3 separate regions of the Homo sapiens genome follow, and all the other regions are linked to region 1. Evidence: chromatin loops called from intact Hi-C (ENCODE). Cell type or tissue: OCI-LY7. All regions are shown on one strand. Each heading gives the region's core, and the rest is flanking DNA. Links, peaks and the distances in the headings are about the cores only. Region 1 holds the start of LANCL2 (LanC like glutathione S-transferase 2). Region 2 overlaps VOPP1 (VOPP1 WW domain binding protein). Region 3 overlaps VOPP1 (VOPP1 WW domain binding protein).

What was found. Hi-C counts contacts between places; a loop is a spot of excess contacts. Peaks named below come from ENCODE experiments on the same cell type or tissue, not always from the same donor. Only the 100,000 strongest peaks of a DNase experiment are listed, where the experiment ranks them.
Region 2: a loop joins it to region 1, with 7 times the contacts of the local background. A loop is called at or near these places in 33 of 110 quality-filtered maps.
Region 3: a loop joins it to region 1, with 2.7 times the contacts of the local background. A loop is called at or near these places in 4 of 110 quality-filtered maps.

Annotation. Positions count from the first base shown.
Region 1 is chr7:55,362,777-55,369,030 of GRCh38, forward strand. It overlaps LANCL2 (LanC like glutathione S-transferase 2), which reads left to right and starts at 2,561. Exons shown (of 9, transcript NM_018697.4): 1 at 2,561-3,453. The coding sequence starts at 3,250. RefSeq lists enhancers at 2,486-2,675, 3,296-3,755, 3,786-4,025 and a silencer at 2,746-3,165. In OCI-LY7, for the core only: a CTCF peak has its summit at 2,981; DNase peaks (open chromatin) are centred at 3,215, 3,535 and 4,195; H3K4me3 peaks cover 3,519 bases; H3K27ac peaks cover 2,384 bases.
Region 2 is chr7:55,565,162-55,571,415 of GRCh38, forward strand. All of the region lies in intron 1 of VOPP1 (VOPP1 WW domain binding protein), which reads right to left. Among named protein-coding and RNA genes, the nearest start is that of VOPP1, 4.2 kb to the right of the region's middle. RefSeq lists silencers at 3,518-3,567, 3,715-4,009. In OCI-LY7, for the core only: CTCF peaks have their summits at 3,749, 4,022 and 4,222; DNase peaks (open chromatin) are centred at 4,340, 4,780 and 5,270; H3K4me3 peaks cover 2,608 bases; H3K27ac peaks cover 2,525 bases.
Region 3 is chr7:55,533,861-55,540,114 of GRCh38, forward strand. The region is part of intron 1 of VOPP1 (VOPP1 WW domain binding protein); the gene reads right to left. Among named protein-coding and RNA genes, the nearest start is that of VOPP1, 36 kb to the right of the region's middle. RefSeq lists enhancers at 437-1,046, 1,067-1,226, 1,947-2,276, 2,887-3,036, 5,396-6,028 and 1 more. In OCI-LY7, for the core only: a CTCF peak has its summit at 3,027; DNase peaks (open chromatin) are centred at 711, 1,221 and 1,565; H3K4me3 peaks cover 2,596 bases; H3K27ac peaks cover 3,313 bases.

The DNA of each region.
Region 1 (6,254 bases), core at 432-5,431:
AGTCCGGGAGGGCAGGAAGGGGAACTGTGGCAGGGCCAGCTCACCACACTGGGGCATCTGGTCACCTGGGCGGGGTGGGGGAGAGGGGGGCTCACTGCCTGTTTTCCGTGTTGAGGCTGCAGGGAAGCGTGAAGTTTTGAAATACATAATACAGGCCCCACGTGGTTCTGACCCAGCACCACGCAGTTCTCAGAACCACACATTCTAGCCCTGCAAGCACCTGAGGCTTGGTTCCCGGGCCAGAGGCTGGTACCTGACTCTGGGGTAAAGAGGAGAGCCGGGGCTGTCTGCGGGGCCTCAGGGCTCGGCGATGGCTGAACCCCACAGTGAGAGCCCTCGTGCCCCAGGTTTTCCATCGTCTTCCTCTCACCTTTGGGGCGCTCCAGATAAGAAGTGGCGTTTCTCAGGGAGGCGCCCCCACCTCAGCTCCTCCTGTCTCAGGCCCCACTTGGTGGGGAGCCGCCGCAGGCGGGGAGCCCGGGCTTGCCCCTGCGGGCAGTCACCGCTGCCCTGTGCCCCGAAACCACCCTCCCCGCCCCCCAGTGACCTCCCACCTCCGGGGTTCCTCTCCGCCTTGCTGCCTGCTTTGGCTTTAGAAGGGAGCTCAAGCTCAGCGGCTTTTGGGGCAGCCACGTTAGGTGCTGGGGAATGGAAGAGGATGACACTGCCTATTTTGACTCAGATCTTCAAGGATGAGCACACCCTCCCCTGGTAGCAACTTCTGCACCCGCCGGCCACCCCGTAGGGCCCTGCCCCGCACCGCACCCGGTGGCCTCCCCGGAGGGCCGTGACCCAAGCACCGCACCCGGCGGCTTCCCCAGGTGCTGCTCCGCCCAGTGCCCCCCCAGATCTCAACGTGGTGCCACAATGCCGCCCTCTCGCACATCGTGTCCTTGGACTATGTCTTCCTTTGAAAGGTCAGTTGCCAGGGGCCCTCACGACTCCTTGGGTGTGCTTTGGGCCGGCATGTATGTCCTCTTGCCCTTCTCTTACACAGAAGAGTGGGGAGGGTGTCCTAAGAATTTGGCTTGTCCTAAGGAAAATAAAGTTGTAATTTCAAGGCACTGACCAAGGTCTCTGTACTACTCAAGAGCTCAAGAGTGGCCACGGGGGAAGATAGCCCTGGGTGTAAAAGGGCCGCAGAAGGGAATCCCCTGTGCTCTGCATTAAAAAACCCCCAGGGGACAGGAGGCTGAAGAAAGGGAACCTACCACTTCTCCATAAAATAGTGTCAGTGAGCTGTCCAGGAGGGCAGGGGATCTGCCGATAAGAGAGCATTTAGGAAAATATGCCGACTCCTTAAATTGGGTTTCGATTTTTCAGCTTTTGAAAATATTGGTTTTCTTTAGGACAGGTTTCTGTACTTGCCAACAGTTGCCAGTTATCCACCAGCAGACTGCAGGAAGAAGAGACAATCTTCACCTCCCTCCTGGGTAGGGAGAGCTGAGAATTCACTAGGCTTAGCCTAACAAAGCCCGCAGTGGACGTTTCTGCTGTACCTGTCCAAGGCGTGATAGTTCCCCAGACTTTGGGGAATATCACCGTGGGTTATTTTGTCTAGTTAAGTCCCTGTGGTGGGATAAGGATGGCTCCTAGAGCATGTCGGCATCAGTAGTTCCTGGAGTGGATTTTCCTACACCGTCTAGGTATGAAAATTTGGTGGGAGAAAAGACCCCAGGAAAGGGGAAAGCAGGAAAGTGGAGCTAAGGGATGCTGCTATAACACTCATCCTGTTGTATCTGTTCTGTTTCCCTGAACTTTGAAGATAGTTATGCTGAGTACCCCCTTTAAAATGATTTTCTTCTACACTGTACCTTCCCATGGTCATGTTCTTGGTGGGGTGTGTTTCACATGTCCAGCCCTGTGGGGTTGGGGGGACACTAGAAGAGGTAGTGGGAAGCCAGACTTTCCCACATCATTCCACCGAGGCCACGGAGGCAGGAGGAACCGAGCCTTCCCTGTGCTCGGCACTGTGTTTTTCTTCATCATGTCACTTTTTACATTAACGTGTATTTTTGCTTGCTTCCAGAAAAGCACCTACATCAGCTATGCTGTAATCCTTGCTTTTCTCACCCAATAACTGGGAATCCCCAGAGAGCCAAAACTATCTTTTTAATCTCTTATTTCTTCATCACCTAGTACCATTTGGTGCTCAATCAACGTTTACTGAGCGGAAGAAAACGGAAATAAGACATTTTCCTCAAGGAGCAGAAATCATTACACGTATTTGGTCCAAACAAATAAAAATAAAGAGAACCAATGAAGACTGAAGTAAACCACATCACGATTACATAAATGTAAAGATCTGGTTGCTTGTGTCCTTTTTATAATACATACTATGATCTTTGCCAATTAACACTGGAGGACTCTTTCTGGTCGATAAAATGTTTGGATAATTAAGTATGCTTTCATTTTATGTCCCGGTATCAAAGATGTCCATTTATTCAAAACAAAGGGAGTGAACATAAAACATAAAAAGAAAAAAAAAAAGGCCTGTGGCTCCTCCTCCCAGACACCCCCCTCCAACAGTGATGAATAGGAGGGACTGTCTCCCTCCCCCATCCCTCGGAGACTAGCCTTGCAGTGTTTTAGACTGTTTTGAAATTCTGTTCTTTAGAAGAGATTTTTTTTTTCTTCTTAATATCAAACAAAGAACTGCTGCTATTCCTTTGGGCTGGCGCAGCAGGGGCCGGTGAAATGCAGGCTGACGACGGCGCGCCAGGGGCTGAGCTCGCCCCGGTCGGCGACGCGCACACACCTTGAGTGACAGCGACCTCTTCTCTACAGGTTTTCCCCGCGGGAGCGTGGCCCTAGCGGGCGTTCGGTTTTCTTTGGAAATCGCGGAGGGGGCTGGCCGGGCGCAGCGATCCCCACCCCGGGACTCCAGCCCCGGCCGTGCGCGTCGCCGCGGACGGGCTCTGCGGGCCACGGGGAAGGTGCGAGGAGGCGCGAGCAGGCTGTGAGCCGCTGGGCGCTCCCGCGAGCCCGCTCCTCTCCGTCGGGAGCAGGGCAAAGGCGCCAGGAACAGGGCAGAGGCACAGCGCCCACCGCCTCTGCGGCCGCCTGATGTGCGAGCAGCCCGCGACGAGGCAGTGCACGCTCAGACGCCCCGCTCCTCCCGCCAGCGCGCGGCCTCGCTCCTCCTAGAGGACGCTCTCTGCGCGGGCCCTCGGAGGAGGCGGCGGCGGGGCGAGCTGCAGCGCCGGGACAGGAGGTTTGTCCCCGCCCGCGCGCCGTACCGCGGCGGAGATGGGCGAGACCATGTCAAAGAGGCTGAAGCTCCACCTGGGAGGGGAGGCAGAAATGGAGGAACGGGCGTTCGTCAACCCCTTCCCGGACTACGAGGCCGCCGCCGGGGCGCTGCTCGCCTCCGGAGCGGCCGAAGAGACAGGCTGTGTTCGTCCCCCGGCGACCACGGATGAGCCCGGCCTCCCTTTTCATCAGGACGGGAAGGTGAGTCGGCGGCCTGGCCGCAGAGGCGCCGGAGGGGGAGCGCGGCGGTGGTAGCGTCCACCTTCCGCCAGGCGTGACGTCACAGGCGCGCGCCGGGCTTGGGAGGGCGCGGGATGATAGCGCCTAGCACCTGTCTCCGGGCCTTCCCGATGAGCCGCGCTTAGGGTCCGTGGGCTTCAGCTGCATGAACCACGTTCCAGCAGTTCGGCCCTCCTGGCCCCAACGCGCCTTTGAAATACGCGGACAGTGCGCTTTCCTTCTTGGCCCGAGCGGCGCTTCGCAATGCGGGCTTGTGCACTCGTGAGGCCCGCGGACACCTCCCGCCCCTGCGCGGCGGAGCGCTCCGCCGGCTACCTGCTCCTCAGAAGTGGCCTGGAGGCTGGATTTCCTTGGCCATATCTGGTCCCTGGGCTCTCGCCGACAAAGAAGCATTGTCCGTACTGTCTGTGTGCCCAGAAATGGGAAGCGGGTGTAAGGGGAGGCCAAACTTGACTTTCTTAGTGTCGCGAGGTGGGTCAGAGCGTTACATTGACATAAAACAGATTAACAACAGAAAAACATACATCTCTTGAATATGTTTTACGTGAAAAAGACACAAAGAAATGGCAAAACCCAAATACTTTTGTGCTAGGCAGAACCAAGAGCGGCAGCTGTGGGAGAGTAAAGTGTGCGGGGAGGCTAATGGAAGATGGAACTGCTTGAACCACGTCTAGGTAGAAATCTCCGCCTTGCTCGGCTCTGGTGCCGAGTGTTTCTTTGTTCCTGGTGTAGGGAGGCCATGTTTTACAGGAGTTTTCTCTTGTTTCATGAAGAAAAGGGGGCAGTTTAGAGCACTCTTCTGTTTTTCAAGTGCTTTTAGCTTAAAATAATCCTTATGCCAGAGACATATTTTTGGGATGGCATACCCTGTCACCCTTCACGGGCTATCTGAACAGAATCTAACGTGGGAGGCAAAAAGTGGGAATAAAACAGAAGATTGAATATCAGCACAACTGTTTTCATGCTTGGTAAAACCGTACCTTTACCAGGTTTTCTTTTTCCACTGAGGTACGTGTTCCAATGGCCACTTCACCTCCTTGGATCTCCATGTATTTCATATTTGGCTAAAACTAAGAAGGTAATTTTGAAAGAGCCATTGGTCTGAATATGGAATCTAAGGCAAGTGACTTCTGTAAACCTCTCTCTTCTTGAATGTGGTTAAAAACTCGAAACAGGCCGGGCGCGGTGGCTCACGCCAGTAATCCCAGCACTTTGGGAGGCCGAAGCGGGCTGATTGCTTGAGCCCAGCAGTTCGAGACCAGCCTGGCCAACATGGCAAAACACCGTCTCTACAAAAGAAAAATACAAAAATTAGCCGAGCGTGGTGGTGGACGCCTGTTCAGCTACTCAGGAGGCCGAGGTATGAGAATCGCTTGAGCCTCGGAGGTCGAGGTTGCAGTGAGTGGAGATTGCGCCATTGCACTCCAGCCTGGGCGACAGAGCTAGACGCAGTCTCAAAAACCAAAAGCAAGCAAACCTGTGGGAACAAGTCCTAACTGATGGGGATGTGTCTGAATTAGATGAAGCATATAAATTGCCTAGCAAACTGCCTGATGTGGTACCTTAAGAAAGGCCTCAATAAATGTTAATCTCTTCCCCTTGATGATTTAAGTTACACGGTTTAGATTCATATTCAATATTGGTTTTTCTCTAGATTTCTTCTATTTTTACATACAAATATGTGTTTCATTTGTGACTTAGTGTTTCATTTTTTAATAACAAAAATAAAAATCTGGCAAGCATTGAAAAAACTGCATCATTCATTCTTATTACCAGTGGCCATCTCAGTACTATCCTTGGAGTAGGTAGGTTACAGCAATGCTTAGTGAAAGATGAATGAAATGAACTCTTGACATGAGAATAACAAAAATAATGTTAGAGACATGGGAAGCAGGTGAGTTTCATTTGCAGCCTCACAGGAGATAAACACTAATTCAACTCAAAGTTTTGAAATTGGGTATTTTTCTTTTTAGCCTTTGTATCTGGATAAATGTGATTTTTGACCTCAGTTATATACCTGATTTATGTTGAAAAGAAAATTAGACTACAAGTAACTAATGGGGCTTGTGATATCTCTGCAATGAAATGTAAGTTGGGGTGGGGACCTATGCCAGTGGTTGTGAGTATATGCTAAAGAAAGAAATGGACATCATATTATTCTTGAATATGAAAATGAGAGCACGTTGAAGGGAGAGATGGATAGTGATTTTAAAAGGTGGAAAGATTGCTTCTTGGTTATTGGAAAGTCATCAGATAAAATGAATATGAGTTGAACACTGTCTTCCCTATTAATATTTTTTATGATTGACATTAAATTTTTGGTTTTAAAAATCTGTTAAGAATGCAATTTGAGGATATCACACTATGCACTGTTTTTGATAGACATGAAATTTCATGAAAATGAGGGTGTTATGGGTTGAATTGTGTCCCCCACCAGAAAAAAAGGTATTGAAGGTTGAAGTCCTAACCCATTGGAACCTCAGAATGTGACATTTGGAAATAAGGTCATGGCAGATGTAATTAAGATGATGTAATACTGGAATATGATGGGCCCCTAATCCAATATGACTGGTGTTCTTATATGAAGAAAAGAGAAGCAGGTATGATGGCTCATGCCTGTAATACCAGCACTTTGGGAGGTTGAGGCAGGAGGATCACTTGAGGGCAGGAGTTCAAGACTAGCCTGGGCAACATAGTGAGACCCTGTCTCTTTTTTAAAAAGAATTGTAAAAGAGAAGAAAGAGACATAGGGAGAAAGAAGA
Region 2 (6,254 bases), core at 1,255-6,254, 200 kb after region 1:
ACTGTTTGCCAATTATCGAATCCGATGGCCTTCTGCAAGGCCTCTTCTCTACTGTTCTACGGTATCTGAATGCAGATCACCTTCGCGTTTAGACACCCTCCTCCCGCATTCTAGACTCTCATTTGTTGGATCTCTTTTCACCAAGGACAGATCATCAAACACTTCAAAACCAGCATTTAAAATTAAACTCTGACTTTTTAAAATTAAGGATATCCTTACTCTCCAAGTCAAAATCTCAGTCATCCAACTCCACCCAGAATCTCTGTAATTGACTCTGCTCTATTCAACATGTTTGTTAATCAGTTGGATAAAACCAACAGGAGTATAATCAAATCGGTCCATGGTACAAAACAATATGGGACACTGGATTTTAAAAAATAGTGTTCAGACATATGTTGATAGGCTTAAGTAGATGAGATGAATGATTAATGTGAAATTGGAAACAATGTAAAGTCCTCAATTTAGGTTTTTAAAAAATAATAAACAGCTCTACAACTATTGTGAGGTGTGGTGGATTAGCAGCAGCACATGTTAAAAAGATTTCGGTCTCACTGCAAACTCAGGGTGAATCTCCTGGCTGCAGGGGTGGAGGTGGGAGGACGCACTAGTATAAACTAGTATAATTTTATCTGCTTAATGACAAGGGCCAAAGGTTTTGATGCTGCCAGTCAGACCACACCCACAGAACAGAGCTTCCTATTGTTCAATAAGTGCCAGTGGGGAGGACCTGGAGGGGAACCAAAGGTTTCAGCACAAACCACAAGAAACACTGGATTCACCCCAGCCCACTTAACACTGGCAGATCCAAAACCAATCTCCGATCCCAAGATCACAGGAGAGTGCAACCCAAATACCACACACAGACAGCAAACAGGCCCTGCAGACCTCACAAAGGTGCAGCAGCTCATGAAGCCAATGAAAGTGACAAAAGATCTAGCAGTCAAGCCATTTAATATGAACCAAAAGGTGGCCAAAGGAGAATGATATGAATAAAAAGGACAAAGAGAAGCTGGAGGTGGGGGTGGTGGGAGTTTCCAGACCAGCGCAACTAATTCTGGGGAAAAAACTTTCACTATGATCATGCCACTGAAGTCCAACATCAAGTGAAGACTGTCTTATGTGCATTATAGAATTTTGTCAGGAAAATTACACTGTCCCCCCAAAATGGACTCATCATTCTAAAATGAGTACTCAGAGCCTGACCAATATGGTGAAACCCCGTCTCTACTAAAGAAAAAAAAATACAAAAATTAGCTGGGCTGTGGTAGCGTGTACCTGTAATCCCAGCTACTCAGGAGGCTGAGGCAGGAGAATCACTTGAACCCAAAAGGAAGAGGTTGCAGTGAGCCGAGATCATGCCACTGCACTCCAGCCTAGGCGACAGAGGGAGACCATATCTCTAAATAAATAAATAGATTTAAAATAAAATAAAATGAGTACTCAGGATGAAATTAACTTTTATGTTTACAATTTGATATTTGTTTTTCCAAAATAAAGTCCCAACCGAACTTTTTTTCCACTTTGACTAGGAAATGTTGATCCCTGATTCACATGGATTAATGGCTAAGTGGCCTTTTTCTAGGACCAATTATTTTCAGATATTGAGGACATCCTCATCACCATCCAGTCCAAAATTTTCAAACTGCAGCTATGAGGATGGTGAGATGATTTAAAACCATGTTTTGAAACAACAGAAGGTGAGGCCTGGAAAAGAACACACACACAAAATGGGACCACACAGCTGTGTTAGAAGACTGAGGGCCTGTCATTGTGATATTTCTGAAAAGCCCATGAGTGCAGACCTAGGACCAGGCTGAAAATACTGTCATTTCCCCTCAATATTACAGAAAACTTTAACAACTGAAGTTGCCCCAAAAGTTGATACTTTGTCTTAAGGCACAGTGGGTTTCCATCACTAGAGGTGCTCTGCTGCCCTCCAGCCCCTGATCAACTGCCTCTTCTTTTCCCACTGCCCATCTACTCAGCTCCTGCCCACAGGGCTCTTACCACTGACGGCTTTACTCATTCAAGTCTCCATCGAGTCCCTGCTCTGTGCCAGGCATGGTTCCAGCAACTAAGGATATGTCAATCAATAAATCAGAGCAAAACCTTTGCCCCTAAATTGCTTACATGGTAGAAAGTAAATTCTGTCATATTTTAAAGATAGTTATGGGAAAAGGAGGATATTGGTCAGAGTTAAGGTAGACTAGGGAAAGAACTGAGAAGAAATTTTAAATAGGGTGGTCAAGACAGACCTCACTGAGAAGGTGAAATCTGAAAAGCTTCATCAAGAGGACATGATAGAGTGAGTTCTAGGAAATGTCCTTGCCCTGCAGAGCTAATCAAGTGAGCACTAGCCTAATCCTATCCTTGCCATGTATTTCTAAGTCATTTACCCTCCGTTAGCCTTTATAGCTGTGCCCAAAGTAAAAGAAAGCAAAAACCAAGGAAAGCCCCAGGTCTGGGCCCAACGCCCACAGGCCTCCTCAGACACCTGGACCCAGGCTTTCCCCACTTCAGAGCAGAGCTCTTGCCAGCCGGTTCATTTATTGCTGCCACTTCTCACCCATGACCACCTGGCCTCCCGTGGAGTTTCCAGAGACAGCAAACTCCCTGCAGGATTCTTTTTCATTCAAATTGCATGTTGCCTGGTTTCTAAAAACTCTTAAGAGTGGGTGGGCTGAAAGGTTTATTTCAGGAAATTGGCAGCCAGGGACTGCCACATTTGTTGGAATTCCAGGGCACAAAAGACATTTGGCAAGAGACAAAAAACACTCTTAAACATAACTCAGTTCTAATTTCCAGACTCCCAGGCATCAAAATACACAGAACTTCAGAAAAATACTCAGTGATCTTATTATTTTTCCCTAGTTCAAAGATAATGTCCACTTTGCAACCCTCTCTAAGAGACAACTATTCCTTTTTTTTTTTTTTTTTTGAGACAGTCTCACTCTGTTGCTCAGGCTGGAGTGCAGTGGCACAATCTCCGCTCACTGCAAGCTCCGCCTCCCGGGTTCACGCCATTCTCCAGGCTCAGCCTCCCGAGTAGCTGGGACTACAGGCGCCCGCCACCACGCCCAGCTAATTTTTTGTATTTTTAGTAGAGATGGGCTTTCACCGTGTTAGCCAGGATGGTCTCGATCTCCTGAGCTCGTGATCCACCCGCCTCGCCCAAAGTGCCGGGATTACAGGCATGAGCCACCGCACCCAGCCTGACAACTGTTCCTTTTTCTAGTCCAAGAAGATCTGTTCTTTTGCCCAACAGCATTGAAGCACAAAGCAACGTGGCTTAAGCGTTTCCAGCTCTTGGTTCCTGGGAAAGATCAGAAAGATAATGAGTAGTCCCTTAACTAAAATAAGTCTATCTCCTTGGAAGCAGAGGCACTGGTATTGGTGAGTTTTACACTAAATAGCATACTATACATTTCTGGGCTCACTTCAGTAAGAACAGAGCCCTTCAAACAAATACTAAGTAGATTTCAAAAGTGTAACCAACCAAACCTCTAGAAAGAGAATGCAGTGACAATATCTAGAAAACAATGCACACAACAAAAAGCCCCAGGGAGGTGCATATGCTTAGGGCCTCATTACTCTCGGGATTCAACTGAAGTGTAGTCAGTTTTAAAACCTTTTTTTTTCCTTTTAGTTTCTAAGGAGTTACTGTGTGAAGGCCACTGAGAATAACTTCAGCAGGGCTACTAGGAGACAGCTTAGTACTTTCACTCTTCCTGTAAGGATTGTTTGCAGGACCTCACTTCAGCCAGCTGGCGGAACAAAGGCATAGAACCTTAGCATTTTATGAACCAAAAAGGCCTCTGAGGTTCCCTACTCTTAGCCACCCTTAGAATCTGCCACATTCGTGGCCTGGGTCCCTGGATCATAACCAGCTGGCACAGAGCAACAGGGGAGAGGGAGATAAAATCAGGGCCCTCACTGGCTGTGCATGTAATTCACAGGAAACTCTGAGTTAATAGAAAAGAAAGGTCAGTCCAGTAATGAGCTTCCAAGAAGCCTCCCTAGGAGAGGGATGGTGCTGTCAGCTGCTGCCGGTTCCTCCCTGAAGCCCTACCTGGGCTTCAGGAGGGGAACACAACCAGGGTTTCTCAGGAGAGTCCTGGTGATGCCCACTGTCCAGGCACAGCTCTTAACAACATCCTATTTCACTCTTCAAAGTGCCACCGTTTGTAGGCTAAATCACATGGTCTTTCTAAGGAAGGGTGACTGAGTTTCTAAGGGGAATACACTTTCCAGGGCCACCACTGCCCTCGCGATGTAGAGCATGCAAATTCCTAACATGTTCCTGTGTGCGCAGACGGCAGAGGAAGCAGAGCATCGAGGTGGGGTACACACTGGAACCAGACTGCCTGGGTTAGCATCTTAAGCCCTCACACTTAACAGCAGTGTTAAGTGTTCACTTCCCATTTGAAACAAAAATGAAGATAAAAGTAATTGCTAGCAGGATTAATGAGATAACGTGTAACATTTATAGAACAGTGCCTGGCAGTTACCCTGGAGCACTCTATGAATGTTTAGTAAGCAAACATAAATATGCAGTTCTATGTCTAACAGGTAAGTAAATTTCTACAAAGGGATGGTGAGGCAGGGGAGGAAAGCACTTCTCAAAACAGTCTTTGGATTGCCCTTCCTACTCAAGGACCTCTCACTAACACAGAAACCCCTGCGCATGTGAGATTCTGGATGGTGCTAGATAGGGCCAGGGTGCTGGGGGTGGGAACAGAGTCACCACTGCCACAAGGCCACCCCTTAATTTCAGGTGGTTTATGATCAACCACGTGGCAAATTTATACACTGAAACCAGCTCAGGCAGAACAAAGGAACAAAGACAAATTTCCCAGGTTGCAGCCGGCAGTCAGAAGCCAGAAGCCACCAAATAGCTCCCTGGGTTGCTTTTATGCACTCAACCTGAAGAGAGCCATTTGCCATGGCACATGCTCCACACCTACGACTGCACATCCATGTATGTGATTCAGGACTTCAGAAGCATCACAGGTATTCATCAGAGCACCCCACCAGAGATGAAAAAATCTCAAATATAAATCTCATACATAAAATTTCATGTGATAAATGATGAAGAAATCTCCTTAACTCCTCAGAGAGACGCCTCTCCAGCACAAAGTGGTGGTACTTAGGATAATCATCATGTCAAAGTGGGTGACATCACACTGTCCCCTCTGAAACAATCATCTAATATTTGACTGTGAAAGTATCATCTTAGGCATTTAGGTTTCAGTTTTACATCACACTTCTGCCTTTAAGGTCGTTTCAACTTTGCAGACATGATCTGAACTCCTATTAAGAGGATACATTCCTATGCAACGAAACAGCTATTTTGGAAAGAATGGAGTCACTGAGGCCGTCTAGGCTACATATAGGGCACAGAACCACTCAGACAGAAGGCTTGGGAGACATGGGTGGCACAAACTAGAATGAAAGAAACGCTAAATAATTTCATCAAGTGCCGATTAAAAAAGATTGCAGGGCCGGGCGCGGTGGCTCACCTTGTAATCCTAGCACTTTGGGAGGCCGAGGCGGGCGGATCACCTGAGGTCAGGAGTTCGAGACCAGCCTGACCAACATGACGAAACCCCGACTCTACTAAAAATGCAAAAATTAGCCGGGCATAGTGGTGGGCGCCTGTAGTCCCCGCTACTGGGGAGGCTGAAGCAGGAGAATAGCTTGAACCCAGGAGGCGGAGATTGCAGTGAGCCAAGATCGCGCCACAGCACTCAAGCCTGGGCCACAGAACGAGACTCCATCTCAAAACTAAAGAAATAAATAAATAAAAATAAAAAATAAAGATTGCAAGTATAGGTACACACATTAAGGTACAAGCACATCTGTTTTCATGCGATTACTGGTCTCTGATTCACTTCTTTGTTCTCTATGGTGAGTCACTCAGAGAATGTGATTCCTAAGGTTCTAAAATTCTGAATAAATGGAAAGAATGCAAGCAGAGGCACTCCACAAAAACATTAAATACCAAGCTACGGGGATATTTCCGAACAGAAACAGGAAGTCTCGGCTATGGCAGAGCCTGGAGCAAGGAGAAATTTGTCCACCAGCCTTCCTTTCAGGAAACACTTTTCCTCCAACATTTTGTAATAATTACTTTTTAATAAAGGGCGAAGACAAACTAGTAATTTCCAGCACCAATCACTAACTATTAAGGAAGATAGTTTCACAACTTCCTAAAACAGAGGCATGGGATTCATTACCTATTTCTTTTGACTTCA
Region 3 (6,254 bases), core at 399-5,398, 170 kb after region 1:
CTTTTCTCGTACCCAGTGTGTGGTGGGTGGGTAGGGAGGTAGATGAGTGAAAACACCCACAGGAAGGAGGATGGCAAAACTCAGATCCAAAAGCAACAACTCTGCCTCAGTGTTGTAAATAAGCAACAGCTTTTCCACCCAAAACAACTCATTTGTGCAAGGTCACCAGCAAACTGTACAGCTGTCTCCCAGCCCTGTCAGCTATAATTTCTAATAGCTGTCACTGTGTCCTGGCTTGTTAAAATCCGTGAAGGAAATCATTTCATGTAGCTTTTTTTTTTTTTTTACGAGATGGAGAGAGAAAAGAATGGTAGCAGAGTAAAACAGCAAGTGCAAGCAGATGACAGAAATTTCTACAGACACTTAATAGACAGACATTCCTTAGGCCTAGTTCAAATATCTAAATTCCATCTGGGGACTTGGCTGTCAAAAGATAATCATCTCTTGCTTCATTTCTCATATAATTTCCTAAACCCTCGGGTCTCAGCTAGTGCAAGGTCCTGTCATGGTCACCTGTGGCTTGGGCCAATTCTCACTTCCCCTGAAGGGCAGCTGCGTGTAGGGAGCGGGGGCTGCCCAAAGTTTCACTCTGACTGGAGGTAAACTTAACATCATTTCTGCATTAGTCATTTAGAGCCCTGGGCTCAGTACTTTCCCCCAACTGGGTTTCTGCTTTTGAGCTCGCTCTGCAATTTCCCCAATTCTGACTCAATTCTCTCTGGGCCCAGGGAGCTGTCAACAGCCACTCCTCCCCACCCATTTCTCCAGCTGTAGCCCTCTTGCAGGTGTCCTGCCCACAAAAGAACACCAGCATACAACGCCATGCAGGGCCCACTCTGAGCTGGGGACCTTCTGCCAGTTGCCACCTGGGATCTCTGCCAGGTGCCCAGAAGAACCTCACACCAGACATCCCTACAGCTGAGCGCTGCTCCCACCCAGTGCTCTGGACTTTGGGGAAAGTACCACCGCCCACTAGCTCACCCCAGCCACATGCTGTCCCCAGTGCCTCCTGTCTTCCCACTCCATCCACGTGGTCAAGCCTTGTCTCTTCCCAGGACATTCCTGCCACACCACAAAGGAGGCTGGCATCAAAAGCCAGGGGGTGAGCTTGCTGATGGGAGAAGAGGAGAACAGGAAGACACAGTTGAAGAGTGGTAGAGCCTGCAGCACCTGCCCCAAGACCACTGCCACATCCAAGTCTGGCCGCATGGCCTCTAGTGCCAGGGCCTGGCTGGGGGACTCCTGACACTGCACCTGCCCCTAAACCTCTCAGCAGCCTTGACAAAGCTCAGGGGGCTACGCAGGGCTCTGTCATAGAGAATAGGAAAGGAGGGCACACAGCACACCAACTCCTGCTAGAAAATCTCCAGGGGCTCCCCATTCACTGTGGGTTTCTCTTTGCTTCCCCTTGAGGTCATAATTTTCTTTCTTCTGAATGCAATTTTATCTTCAGTGGGCTTCATTACACAAACAAGCAAAAAGAGTGGGGCTGACTGATCAGGGCAAAGCTCAGTGAGCTCAGAGGGCACTGGGGCAGGCTCCCCCTGGAAACCCTGCTGCCTCACTGAGGGTGAAGTACAGACCCCAGGGAGTGTCCTTCTGGCCTGGCCGCCCCCACATGCCATTGGCTCTTCCTGTCTCTGCCGCTCCTCCCAGTCCCCCGCCCCGCAGCCATTTCCATCCATGCACCTCTAGAGAACCCTAGGTCTATTCACTTCCATCTGGAAAACACTTCTTCAGAGTTTCCACCAACGGAGCCTCAGCCTCAGTGTCACTTGGATGAAAATTTTCGAGACTTCCAGAAGGTGAGTTGTTAGTTTTCCCCCTTGGGGCTCTGATTAAATTTAACTCTCAGCACTTCAGCTTACAAGGAATCTTCCCTTCCGTGAACTTATTTGGTCCTAATGAGACCATGGGAAGGAGTGGGCTGCCCTCAACCAGCAGACATGCTCAGCACTGTGTCTGCCATCCCAGGATGCAGTTGGGGCACTGTCCCTCTGTGCAGAGGCTGGGCAGGCAGACATCAACTTACCGCAGGTCTGAGACTATCTCCAAAGACAGTGTTCTTTCCTTGATGACGACCGACTCTTTCCTACACCTGACCCACACTCTGTGCCAAGCAAGGATCATGCACTCAGGGCCCTGGCTCCTCCTGCAGGGTTGGGTCTTCAGGAGCTCCTGAGGAGTAAGGGCCCTGCCTCGGCCACCCTGTTGGCCCCAGTGCCTGACCCAGGCCAAGCGTTCAGGAAACCTTTGGTGGAAACGCTCACATATCCACTTCCTTCTCTGCCTGCTCAAAAGTTGTACTTGGATTTGACTATACACCCTGAAGTATGGAGACTGGCCCTGACTGCCAGGATACATAGGCTGATTAAAACTCAAGCAAGGCCGGGCGTGGTGGCTCACGCCTGTAATCCCAGCACTTCGGGAGGCCAAGGCAGGCAGATCACCTGAGGTCAGGAGTCTAAGACCAACCTGGCCAACATGGTGAAACCCCGTCTCTACTAAAAATACAAAAATTAGCCCGGTGTGGTGGCGGGCGCCTGTAGTCCCAGCTACTCGGGAGGTTGAGGCAGGGGAATTGCTTGAACCCTGGAGGCAGAGGTTGCAGTGAGCCGAGATTGCACCACTGCTCTGCAGCCTGGGTGAGAGTGACACTCTGTCTCAAACAAAAAAACAAACTCAGGCAAGATTTACCACCATGAGGATAGAGAACTTAGGAGCACAATATGCTGATGGGGACAAAGAGAACTTCATTGTGTCTCTCAAAACATTTTCCAAGAGGAAGACGGGAGAGAATGAGGGCAGAGCACATGGCACGTGGCAGGACTGAACAATGACACTGATATAAAAACAACTCGTGTTCACACCAAGGAGCACTGGCCCAGGCACGGAGCGTGACCACAGGGGCGGCGTGCTGATCCTGGCTCAGGCAGCGCATCTGCCACACGGAAGGGCGCACCGTACCCAGTCTGGTTGAGGTGGGCACCCAGCCTCACTCAACAGGGCATTCAATGTAAGTGCCCACAAATGCAAGAGACAGTGAACAGAATGGCAGCCAGACCGCATGAAACGCAGAGCTCTTGAGGCACCACCAGGGGAAGGTGGGGCCTCCCTGGCCACAAAACCTGAGACTTCAAGTCATGTCTGAGAGGCTGAGAGGATTAAGGAAGGGGCTTTGGGGAGGGGCCAGACATTTTCTGACGAGAAACGCAATGCAGATGGTGAGTCCAAGATCTCTCGGCCTGACCTGTCTAATTCCCTGACCCTGGACTGTGCCTGCGTGGAAGGCTCTGCCCCTCCGTCCCGGCAGCACTGACCCTGCCCTGTCCCAACCAGGCCTGCATACCCTTCCTTCAGCTGAACACACATATTTTGTACCCCGAACACCCACAGCGTGCAGCAACATCTGGGAAGCCAAGCAGGAATCTCACTGACGTCTCTCACACACCTCAGCTGGCACTCTGCCCCCACTGCTGGCTCTGGAGCAAGCAGAGGCCAACAAGTCAGACCACTGATTTCGTGCTCCAGCCTTCTGGAGGTAACACATAACTGCCCACCATGCTCTTCTTTCCCAGAACTGAAGCCCAAACTCTGGGCCAGGCTTCACAGCAAACTGAACCACCAGCCGAGCAAGCACCTGAGCATGTGAGCCCGTCCTTCGCATTCTGTTAGGCGCAAGGATGCAGGCAGCGCACCTCCTCGCCAGCCAGTCGCCCACGGTCCTGTCACTGCTGGGTCACACGCAGCCCTCCAATACGGAGCACACATAAATAAAGCTCTGGCGCCCGCAGACCCTGCAGTATCCTCCTCTGTTGAGTGGTGAGAACATCTACCATGGAGGACGCTACAAGGATTCAAGAAGCCAGCGCTTGTGACAGTGTGAAAAGCAGGTCCGGCCCCCAGGCCCAGGCCACCAAGGAACATGCACTTCCCACAGCCCCCACTTCCCCTCCAACTTCCACTACTTCAAACCCATGAAAGGGGGAACTGCCCACAAAAGTTCATTCTCCCCCAAACCACTTACTAAGTGCCAAGTGGCCCCACCAGGCAGAGATGGAGGCCAGCGTGAATCTGGGCTGTCTCCTGCCCACCTGCCATTCCTCTCCACCAGCCAGCAAGGAGGCCCCAGGAGCCCCCATTCAGCTCACACACCCAGATCCAAACACTGCCTCCAGCCTGGCCCGACCACACTAAGCTGCCCTCTGCCTCTCCCACTTTAGGGCTTCGAGACACCTCTTTCACCAGCTGAACTGGTGGAAAACTTTTCCTGCTGATCCCCTCTAGAGACCGCTCTCATTGCAGAAGTGTTTCTGGAACACGAAGTATTGCAAAGTCAGTCTATTTTGCTACAAACCACTCTGAGTAGCGATTTGCAAACACCATCCCTTATGCAGTCCGCACTTAGGAACTCTCTTCTCCAACTGAGCTACACTCTCTGGTCCTTCTCTAGGTCCAGGTAAAGATGTAGCCAGTCCTTCCAGTCTGCAAAGCATTATGAAGCTGCAAAGAATATATCCAACATCTTATTCAGACTTATTCTTGAAATGAACAATGTTTCGTTCTTTGCTAACTTGATGCTCAAATACCCTCTCAAAATCTAAACACAAGCCCTTCCTGCCAGGCTACACAAACCACACAAAAAGAACAACCCTATGGTCCAAAGACTGAGGATTCCACAGTCCAACTGAGGATCACTGTAAACTGCTTTACATGGTTTAATAACAAACATAATAATCCATCTATACAAACCTGCAAGAGCACAGAAGACAGATACCCAAGAGTTTCGCTGAGCATTGTGTGTAATGACAAAAACAGCTACAAACTACTTAGCTGTTCATCAAGAGAGGGCGGATTAAAATGAGTCATGGCCATTCCTATAAAGGAACGCTTTCTAAGGGGAATGCTGTGGGTTTGAGCTGCTGATGAGGAAACATCTCCAAGCAACATTTCTTAAAAAAAAAAAAAAAAAGGAGAAACAAGATGCAGAACACTGTCTATAATATGATCCCATCTGTGTACTTTTAACCAAATATTTGGGTATACAATCTTAAAAAAAAAAGTTGCACAAGAAACTTATCAGAGAGGTATGCCTCTTTCTCTGTAGAGGGTCTAGGGTTGAGAAGGTATTGGGGAGGGAAAGGTTTCATTCCTTTTTGTTTCATTCCTTTAAAAAAAAAGGGGGGGGGGGAGGGGCGGGGTGCCGGGTGTGATGGCTCACGCCTGTAATCCCAGCACTTTGGGAGGCCGAGGCAAGCGGATCACCTGAGGTCAGGAGTTCAAGACCAGCCTGGGCAACATGGTGAAACCCCCTCCTCCACTAAAAATACAAAAATTAGCCGGGCATGGTGGCACACGTCTGTAATCCCAGCTACTCGGGAGGCTGAGGCAGGAGAATCGCTTGGACCCGGGAGGCGGAGGTTGCAGTGAGCTAAGATCACACCATTGCACTCCAGCCTGGGCGACATGAGCGAAACTTGATCCCCCCAACAATAACAAAAAAAGTACGTGTATTTATTGTATTTAAAAACTTAAAACCACCAAATCAATTATCTATGAGAAAAAGGAACAAGATCAACACATGAAATCCCCAGATGATTTAAGAATTCCATTCCACTTGGTACTCACCCCTTCATCCCAAAGATTCAACCAAACTGAATTCAGCTTCTCCCCATTGCTCTCTCCCTGCCTGTCCTTAAAACAAAACTAATGAGCTGTTAAAGGGCCACATGTGAGGCTGAAAGGGAAGGAAACAAAGCATGTGAATAATTCACAACTGGATCATCAGCCCCGCTGTGAGCTCAACAGCCCCTGACACGGATGGAGTTGAGTCCCTCTGGAGGTGGCATGCTGAAGGGAGACTGCCTTCCTGCGTGGACCTGGGACAGAGGTGGCCACAGGCAGGCTCAGTAAGTGGTTGCTGAACCAACTATATGGACAGGAACCAGGACTCAATGGAGAAACATGTTATATATACACACATACACGCATATTTGTCATACACACAACATAACAAACGGGCGCATAACATAAGCGCTGCACACACACACACACACACACACACACACACACACACACACAGCCTCCCAAATAAGGAAACAGCAGGAACACTCATGAATTAAGACAGATAATCCCCAACTTAGGGATGGTTTAAAATTTAGGGCTCATTTTCTCACGGAAATGATGGTATAAATGTTGGCGAACTTCCCTGGCTAGGTAACACATGTCTGTTTAGCTCATAAAATAAATGAACT